Linked DNA regions of Homo sapiens: region 2 is linked to region 1. Evidence: chromatin contacts called from ENCODE Hi-C or POLR2A ChIA-PET data. All regions are on one chromosome and are shown on one strand. The core of a region is the stretch at or near the end of the contact, and the rest is flanking DNA. Distances in the headings are between cores, read along the strand shown. Region 1 overlaps INTS6 (integrator complex subunit 6). Region 2 has its middle 47 kb from the start of INTS6-AS1.

The links. Hi-C counts contacts between places; a loop is a spot of excess contacts on that map. ChIA-PET counts read pairs that join two places held with the same protein, here RNA polymerase II (POLR2A). Pooled maps may share reads with other maps.
Region 2: a loop to region 1 is called in a pooled map, with 2.6 times the contacts of the local background. The contact joins two enhancer-like sites. A Hi-C loop is called at or near these places in 2 of 50 pooled maps. POLR2A ChIA-PET finds 5 or more read pairs at or near these places in 3 of 52 experiments (AG04450, activated CD4-positive, alpha-beta T cell and activated T-cell).

The regions. Positions count from the first base shown.
Region 1 is chr13:51,416,678-51,421,139 of GRCh38, reverse strand. All of the region lies in intron 4 of INTS6 (integrator complex subunit 6), which reads left to right. Among named protein-coding and RNA genes, the nearest start is that of INTS6, 34 kb to the left of the region's middle. Within about 2 kb of position 1,964, at least 3 of the 41 ENCODE cell types and tissues checked have a DNase peak (open chromatin) inside an H3K27ac peak, as active enhancers do.
Region 2 is chr13:51,498,588-51,503,020 of GRCh38, reverse strand. No RefSeq gene overlaps it. Among named protein-coding and RNA genes, the nearest start is that of INTS6-AS1, 47 kb to the right of the region's middle. RefSeq lists an enhancer at 372-521. Within about 2 kb of position 1,625, at least 3 of the 41 ENCODE cell types and tissues checked have a DNase peak (open chromatin) inside an H3K27ac peak, as active enhancers do.

The DNA of each region.
Region 1 (4,462 bases), core at 715-3,214:
TCGGAAGGCCTCAGAAAAAGCCTTAAAGGTGAGCAGAGTAGAGTGTAGTTCTCTCTGGGGGCTATGACTATTTGTTGGAGAATCTGATTCAACATAGAATGACAACCCTAAACTGATAAATCCAGGTTCAATTGGTAATTAACTTTGAGCTTATAAATTGGTTGATGATGATTATCAGACCCCAGCTTTTGAGTTAGTAGAACCACCTTGCTAAGCTTAAGATCTGTAAGTGAGGAACTCGGTATTTCCTGGGGCTCTTCACAGCTTTAGGTTAGTATCTGTTGTCTTAGACCGAAATAGCCTTGCTATCATAGCTAAGGAACACTTTGGTTACAAAATTGCACTTGGTTGTTAAGTATGGATAGTTTTTTTTTTTTTTTTTTAATTTAGCTAGCAAGGTATTCTCTTGATTTGTATATTTATTAGATACCAGTTATTTGGTATTACCAATTATCAGGGTTTGGAAGGATAAGTTTGCATTTGCTTTGTCTGTTATAATAACCTTTTTTAAAAAAACATAGCTACCTTTGAACCAAGTTTGGATTTATGTAGCTCGTATTTTATTGCATTCTGTTGAAGAATATTAGTACTACCTGCATCATTTCAATGACATTTTTAGCACCAGAAAAAGATTCTCCAGAGATGTTTTGAGTATTTTGGAAAAAGTTTAATTCTGGGCCTCTTTCTCTGTGATTTGAAGCACTCACAGAACTCAGTTATTCATGTAATAACATTGATTGCTAATAACGTTGATTACTAAATTTAAATGCTAAAGCTTGTCCTAAGACTTAACTTTTTTTTTTTAAATGAACCACCTATATTAGTAAAAAAAAAAAAAAATTAAGTATGTACCATTCCCAGTGTATGCACATTTTTAAATTTAGAAATTATATATGTGACTACTGCATTAATATTATTATGTTAAAAACATATATTAAAATAGAACTTTAAAAAGATGAGAGGAAAAAATTTATACAAAGGAAATTCTGATCTTTGCTTCTTGAATAACATGGATCATGATTTATACTAGGGGTCAGCAAACATTTTCTTTGAAGGGCCAGATAGTGAACATTTTAGGTTTTTCAGCCTGTATAGTGTGTACTGGAACTATTCCACTGTTGGAGGGCAAAAGCAGCCATAGACAGTATGTTAAATGAGTGAGAGTGGCCGTGTTCAATAAAATTTTATTTACAAAAAATAGGCTCTGGGCTGGATTTGGTTGGTGGGCTATAGTTTGCTGATCGCTGGTGTATACCCTGTTTTGTAGACTACTGTTCTAGACCTTGGAGTTGTATTGTACTACTTCTGTTAGATCCTTTTCACATTAGTTTTAGAGAGTGGACTTTATGGAATTGATTTTTCCTTTATGAAGTGGGTAGAACACCACTAGTAGAGAGTATTCAGTTAAAGTGAACAGATGCTTATTGAACAGTAGTGAAGTTCAGATGCAGGGTTAGGTACTGGCTCATGAGTTTGATATGAGAGGTACAGTTATGGCATAGTGTAAGATGTAAAATTATTAAAGCACAAGCTAATAAGATGGTACAGTTGAGAAAGTGAGGCCGGAGCTGGCTCTAGGAAATGTCTTGAGTTGGATTTTGAAAGGTTAATTCAAGTTTGTGAAGTAGATGTATGCAAAGACATAAAGGTCACTGAAGAGAGTTTGGGAGAACTGTATGTACCTCAGTATTGATAGCTGGCAAAGTGTTCAAGAAAAACAGCAGCAGGAAATGAGACTAGATAGATTGGCATGGCACGTCCTATATTCTCTGCCAAGGAGTTTCGACTTTGTCTTACAGATTGATGAAAACCTTATAGATTGAACCTTACAGATGGGAACCTTATGGATTGAAGAGATTTTAGTAGAGGAGAAAGTTATTAGATTTGCATTTTAGAAAGAAGTAGCGTGGACTATACAAAGAGCAGGTTTTTTTGGCACCTCATCTGTTTTCACTTCCTCATAAAAGAGGACATGATTGTAGGTTGAACTATACCAGACATAAAATTAAGAAACTTGGAGTGCTATTTAGCAATAAAAAGGAATGAATTGTGACATGCTACAACATGGATGAACTTGAAAAACATTACCCTAGATGCAAAGGACCTCATATAGCATTATTCCATTTATATGGAATGTCCATAAAGTTGATTAGTGCTTGCCTGGAAGTGTTTGGGAGACTGACTGCAAATGGGCACAGGGATCTTTTTAAGATGTTGGAAATGTTCTAAAACTGCATGGTGGTGATGGTTGTACAACTCTGTAAATTTACTAAAACTCGTTGAACACATAAAATGGATGAATTTCTCAATAAAGTTGTTAAAAAATTAGAAAGACTTTACCTTTGCAATTTGTTGGGGTAAAACTTTGTTGAAGAAAGTATTTCAGTATTGCAGGTTGTCAAGTGATTGCTCTTTCCTCTGAACAAATATTGACCTTAAACTACTAGAAGCTAAAAAAAAGTTTTGATTTTTTAATCAAAAATTCCTTTTGGATGTACATTGGATATTCCTAAGGATACACATTTTTAACTGTGGAGTGTAACAATAGGAACTAACAATAAATAATTGGGTTGGCATTAAGTTTTATGGGATTCACTTTGACTTTAATAATTTTTTTTGAGACAGGATCTTGCTTTGTTGCCTAGAATTTCTTAATTTTCCTTTCCTTAATAAATATGATATGAGGAGAACCTTCTTCATTGCTTATATTGGATAATAGTATTAAAGTTAGAAATAGCCTAAGGGAAATTTACTTGATTTTTTTTTTTCAAGGAAATATACTAAAGAAAAAGCTGATATAGGATGCTTTTAAATTTATAAATTGTTTCCTCATAATCTTAACAGTTATAGGAAATGAATAAAGAGAATGCAAAACAATTGGAAAATGGTTAATTTCATTCAATAAATATGTATTTAGGGCTTACCATGTGCCTAGGCACTGTTCTTAGAAACAGATTGTGAAGGACTGTTACTGTATTACTTTCTTTTATTCCTGGCTACTAAAATAATGTATGAGGTTGAGCTTAATTATTTTAAAAAATGTGTAAACTTAAGTGTTTAACTTTTATTGTTTACAAGGTAATTTCACATCTCCTGTAATTCTCAATTCTGTGACGGTGAGGAAAATGTCTTAGTAAGGCTGATTTCTACCTAAGAGGCAGAGCTAGGACTTGACTGTTTGTTTTATTTTTTCAGGTCCATTGCTCTTTACACTCTAGTGTGGGATTAAAAGAAAAAAACAAGCAACAGTATTGTACTGCATAAGGACAGTCATATAGGTCAGTGAGATAGAATTGAGAGTCTAGCAGCAAAACACATACATTTATAGTCAGTCGATTTTTGACAAGAGTTAAGACAGTTTAATGAGAAAAGAATAATTTTCTGGCCGGGTGCAGTAGCTCACGCCTGTAATCCTAGCACTTTGGGAGGCCAAGGCAGGTGGATTGCCTGAGCTCAGGAGTTCGAGACCAGCCTGGCCAACCCGGTGAAACCCCATCTCTATTAAAAAATACAAAAAATTAGCCGGGTGTGGTGGCATGCGCTTGTAATCCCAGCTACTCGGGAGGCTGAGACAGGAGAATGGCTTGAACCTGGGCGGTGGAGGTTGCAGGGAGCTGAGATCGCGCCATTGCACTCCAGCCTGGGTGACAGAGCAAGACTCCGTCTCAAAAAAAAAAAAAAAAAAAAGAATTTTCTTAGCAAATGGTTTTGGGCCAACTGAATATGCATGCACATGCAAGAGAATGAAATTGAACCTCTACCTTATATGCAAAAGTTAGATCAAAATGGATCAAAGACCCAAATATAAGAGCTAAAACTTAGAAGAAAACATAGGCTTAATCTTCCTGACCTAGGATTAGGCAAGTTTTAGTTAGACATGACACCAGAAGCACAAAGAACAACTAGACAAATTGGACTTCAGAATTAAAAACTTTTGTTTCAAAGGATACTGTCAAGAAAGTGAAAAGATAGTAACAGAATGAGAGAAAATATTTGCAAATCATTTATCTGTGAAGGGCATGATATCCAGAATATATAAAGAACTGTAACAACATAAAAATAAAAAGACAATCTAATTTAAAAATGGTCAAAGGATTTGATTAGACATTTCTCCAGAGAAGATACATAAATGGCTAGTAAGTACATGAAAAGATGCTCACCATCATTAGTCATGAGGGAAATGCAGATTATAACCATAATGAGATAGCAGTTTACACCTACTATGACATATAATAAAAAAGATGGACAGTTACAAATGTTGGTGAGAATGTAGAGAAACTGTAACCTTCATACTTTGCTAGTGAGGATGTAAAATGATGCAGCTGCTTTGGGAAATAGTTTGGTGGTTCTTCAAAAAGTTAAACATAGAGTTACCTTATGCTAACTCCAATAATTCTATTCTGGGGTATATACCTAAAGAAATGAAAACATGTCTACACAAAAACCTGTAAGTGAACATCAT
Region 2 (4,433 bases), core at 376-2,875, 82 kb before region 1:
AGTTATTACTATTAGAAGGAATAATTAATTTTAGTTGGTAAAATTTCTAAGGTGTCTTGGAGGATGCAGGATTATAAAGATCCTTGTGGCAAGACCACTCAAGACAAAGGAAATTGCTTCAGCCAAGTTAATTGTGTGATGGTGGAGGGTGTATTCTGGGAATGTGAAATAAGGAGATGGTACTGGATTTGAGGATTACAGAAGAGATGAGGCCAGAAAGCTTGGTTGGTGCTACAAATTGTGGATAGCTTGTTGACATGTAACACCAGGAGGCCTAAAAGCTTGGATCTATGGTTGTGGGGGAGCGGAGTTGAAATTTAATGAAGGTCGGACATGGGAATACAGAAAAAATAGAACGTTAGGAAGACTGGGAGGCTCAACCAGGATTTGGCAACCAATATTGGGTAGGGGAGGGTGAGAGGGGGATTCTGGAGCTGAAATGTTTCTGAGACTTCAAGTATGACTCACATCTAGCACAGTTATGACTTGAGATCCAGTGCTTCCATGAAGAAAAGGACTAGGCTTGTATGGAAGGATAAGTTCAATTCAGGATGTGCTGAGTCTGAGATGGATACAGAACAACTGATCAGAAATACAGGCCTGGGGCTGGGAGATGAGTCAGCTGGAGGCAGAAGGGGAGTTGTCCCCTAAAAGATCACAGTGAAACTACCCAAGTAGATGAGATCATTGAGAAAGTACATGTAGCATGAGGCAAATACTATCAATATTAGTAAGCATTACAGGGATGTGCATGTGCTTGGGGGACCTTGTAGTGGGAAGGGCATCATACAAAATTAAAACATCTGCACCTAAGTCCTTCCTGGGCTTTCATATGTATACTCTCATTAATCAATCTTTAACACATAACATTGTGAGGTAGAAAAAAGAGAGAAGAAGGGCAAGCGTTTGTGAAGGTTCATATTTTTGAGGTTAGGAAGAAGAGGAACTAGAAAAAGAAAGAAAGATCAAGTTTTTATAAAGTTGTAGTAAACCTCCAACAGCCAACTTATCATTGTCAGACAGAGATCCTGCCTCCAATATTCTTGAACCTTAAATGAAGATCAGGACTCATACCTAAGATGTGTGTAACAAGCTAAGGGGACATTTGAAAAGTGCCAAGTACAAGGCATAGATGACAAACACTAATCATGGATTGGGCTGGATTTGGTCCAGGAAGACTCAGAGGGAAAACATGTGGGCTGAGTCTTGAAGGACAGCAGGGCTTGGAGGAGTGGAGAGAGCAGAACAATGCAGACCAGGGGGACCCACAGCCCTAAAGGCCAAGAATTTCCTTCCTTCCTTCCTTCCTTCCTTCCTTCCTTCCTTCCTTCCTTCCTTCCTTCCTTCCTTCCTTCCTTTCCTTCCTTCCTTTCCTTCTTTCTCAGAGCCTCACTCTGTCACCCAGGCTGGAGTGCAGTGGTGCAATCTCGACTCACTGCAACCTCCGCCTCCCGGGTTCAAGCGATTCTCATACCTCAGCCTCCTGAGTAGCTGGGATTACAGGCATGCACCACCATGCCTGGCTAATTTTTGTTTTTTTAGTAGAGACGGGGTTTCACCATGTTGGCTGGGCTGGTCTCGAACTCCTGACCTCATGTGATCCGCCCACCTTGGCCTCCTAGGCTTGAGCCACTGTGTCCTGCCGAAGCCAAGAATTTTCTCTGACCTCATATTTACAACCAATGTGTACCAGAAAGTCTCATACAAACTCACAATGCTTACATACTTATGTGGTCATCAGATATGGCACAACAGTGGCTTTGATTTTCCTTTTATACAGGAGCACATTTCAGCTTTTCTTCCAGTTTCCTATTTATTTTAGTTCCAATGTTTAGTTAATACCTTTGATTTTTAAACATTAACTCTTCTAATGTCAGATTCTATGGCATTCTGAATTATTGACATTATGCCTGAAGATTTTAAAAGAACAACTAATTCTCAATTACTTCCAGTTTACTGGTCTGAATGTTGCTCCCCTCCACCTGCAACTTAGGAGGGACCTTGGAGCAAGGTCGTGTCCCAGATTGTTGAGGACGTTTGCTGCTCCTTGGCTTCCCAGCTCCTGTTCCTCTTTCTAAGAGCACTGTGAGTTGCTTGTTGGGAACTAATGGCTCCTCACTGTGGCAGTCCCAGTGGGACTGCTAGTTAAGGAAACTTGCTTCTTGCCAAGAGAGTTGGCCAATCAAATTTTATTCTAGACTAGTGTATCTTGAGCAGGGTAAGTCAAGGACTGTGTAAAAAAAAAAAAAAAAAAAAAAAAAAAAAGGACCAGGATTTCAACAATGATGCTCTGAAGAGATCATCAACCACTTTCTACCCCAGGGCTGCTCTTTCTGAGTCTCACTCTTCAGGTTGTTTTTTCATTCTGGGAGCTGTCCCACATCTTTCTCTTCTCTCTTAACTTAGCCAGGGTCAGTTTCCATTGTTTATAAAAACCAAAACAAAGCAAAACTCATTCACTGACCTGACCGGAAAACGTGATATTTTCAATTGTCTGCCAAAGTTCCCCCCACTGATGTGGAAAATCAAGAGTGATAAGGATGGTTAAAAGAGAATAATTGAGATATTGCGACAAATGATACTTTGTTGGTTTCTCTTTCAGTTACTTGAATCACTGTCGACACACTTGCTTGAAGAAGACACTGGAGAGCCATTCTGTCACCCAGGCAGGAGTGCATTCATGATAGGTAGCCTTACTATGCGGTTCTAGTCTGTACCCTGCTATCTTTTCCAGGGGATGGTTTGTGTAGAGCATGTAGAGTGGCTCCTGTGTTCTCTGGCTTCCTGGTTGAGTTTCGTCCTCCCTCTGCCTTGAGAGAGTAGGGTCTGGGTGTGAGTTCTCTTAGCTACCACCTTAAGAGGTTGCTTCAGTCTGTCTATGCCTAGTGGTGTGCTAGTAAATGTTTAACTGGCTTTCTGCAAAAAAAAAAAAAAAAGTTCTGGTTTACAGTATTTGCTGATTACCATGGTACCGTATTCCCACCATGACCGATTTTAGGCTACCAGTGTGACATCATTGAATACAAGTTGGGAAAAGATGCAGTCAGCTCTCATGTGTCCTATGAGGTGGCTCCAGCACATAGCTGTGTGTGTGTCTCCCAGCATGACTCCTCTCAAGGTGGCCCTGCACTCCACAATTCTTTCTCCTTCGAGCTCTAGGAACTTGCATGATCCCTTTGTGGTCTGCCTAATCCCTGCACATATCTTTGTAAATTGTCCCTTTGTAAGAAAACAAACTGTTCATACACATCCACTCACGTGTGCATGAGAAATTTCACAAATTACCCTAATTTGAAAGTGCCATCACATGGTGGTGGTAACTAGCCTCCAAGGTGGCCCCTAGTGATATCTTTCCTGGTACTCATGAACTTGTGTAGTCCTCTCCCATAATGTATCAGACTTGGTCAATGTGACCAGTAGAATATGGCAGAAGTGATGATGCGTTACTTCTGAGATTAGATCCTAAAAATCACTGCAGCTTCCTTCTTGTTCACATTCTCTCTCTCTCTCTCTCTCTCTATCTCCTCACCCCCTCTCTCTCCCCATTCCCTACCACCACCTCCCTGTCTCAGAGTCTCTCTGGAATTCTCACTTTGGGGAAGCCAGCTTCTGTGTCAAGCAGTCCCATGGAGAGACCCACATGGTAAGGAACTAAGGTCTGCAACAACCATGTGAGCGAGACTGAAAGCAGCTCCTCCAACCCTAGTCCGAACTTAGATGACTACAACACCTGCCAACAGGCTGACTGCAACCTCTTGAAAGACTGAGCCAGAACTAGGTAAGCTGCTCCCAGTTTCTTGACCTTTGAAGACACTGTGTGAGATAATAGATGTTGTTTGAAGTTGCTACATTTGGAGTAACTTGTTACACAGCAATAGAAAACTAATACAGGCACCCTGACTGATCACTCTGTCTTACCCTTCATATCTAGACACTCAACTCCTAAGCAAGACTCATCTGTTCACTTCTCTTATTCTCTGCTGCTGGCATCCTTGTCCAAGTCTGAACTGCTGCAACTGGTAACTGATTTCGTCAATGACTGCACTCTAGCTACAGTGATCAGTGGAAATCTGTTGCTGACATTCTTCTTATTAAAACCCTTTCCTGGCAACATATTGCTTTTAAAATTAAGATGAGAATCTTTATATGGCTCATGTACCTATGGGTGACCATAGCTTTCTTGCCTCCTCAGTTTGTCTTGGGCCGCCCTATGTACTCATGCTCACCTGCCATCTATGCTTCCACTTTACTGGTCTACTTTCTATCCTTCTATCTGCCAAGGTTCTTCCTTGCCAAGCACTGTAGGCACACAGCTTAAAACACCCTTTCCCTGCAAGCTTTTCCTACCTCCTGTCGGCTCAAATAATCTTTCAAGTCTCAGCTTAAATGTCACCTTCTGAGGAAGCCTTCCCTGGCCTCCACCAAGACAGGGT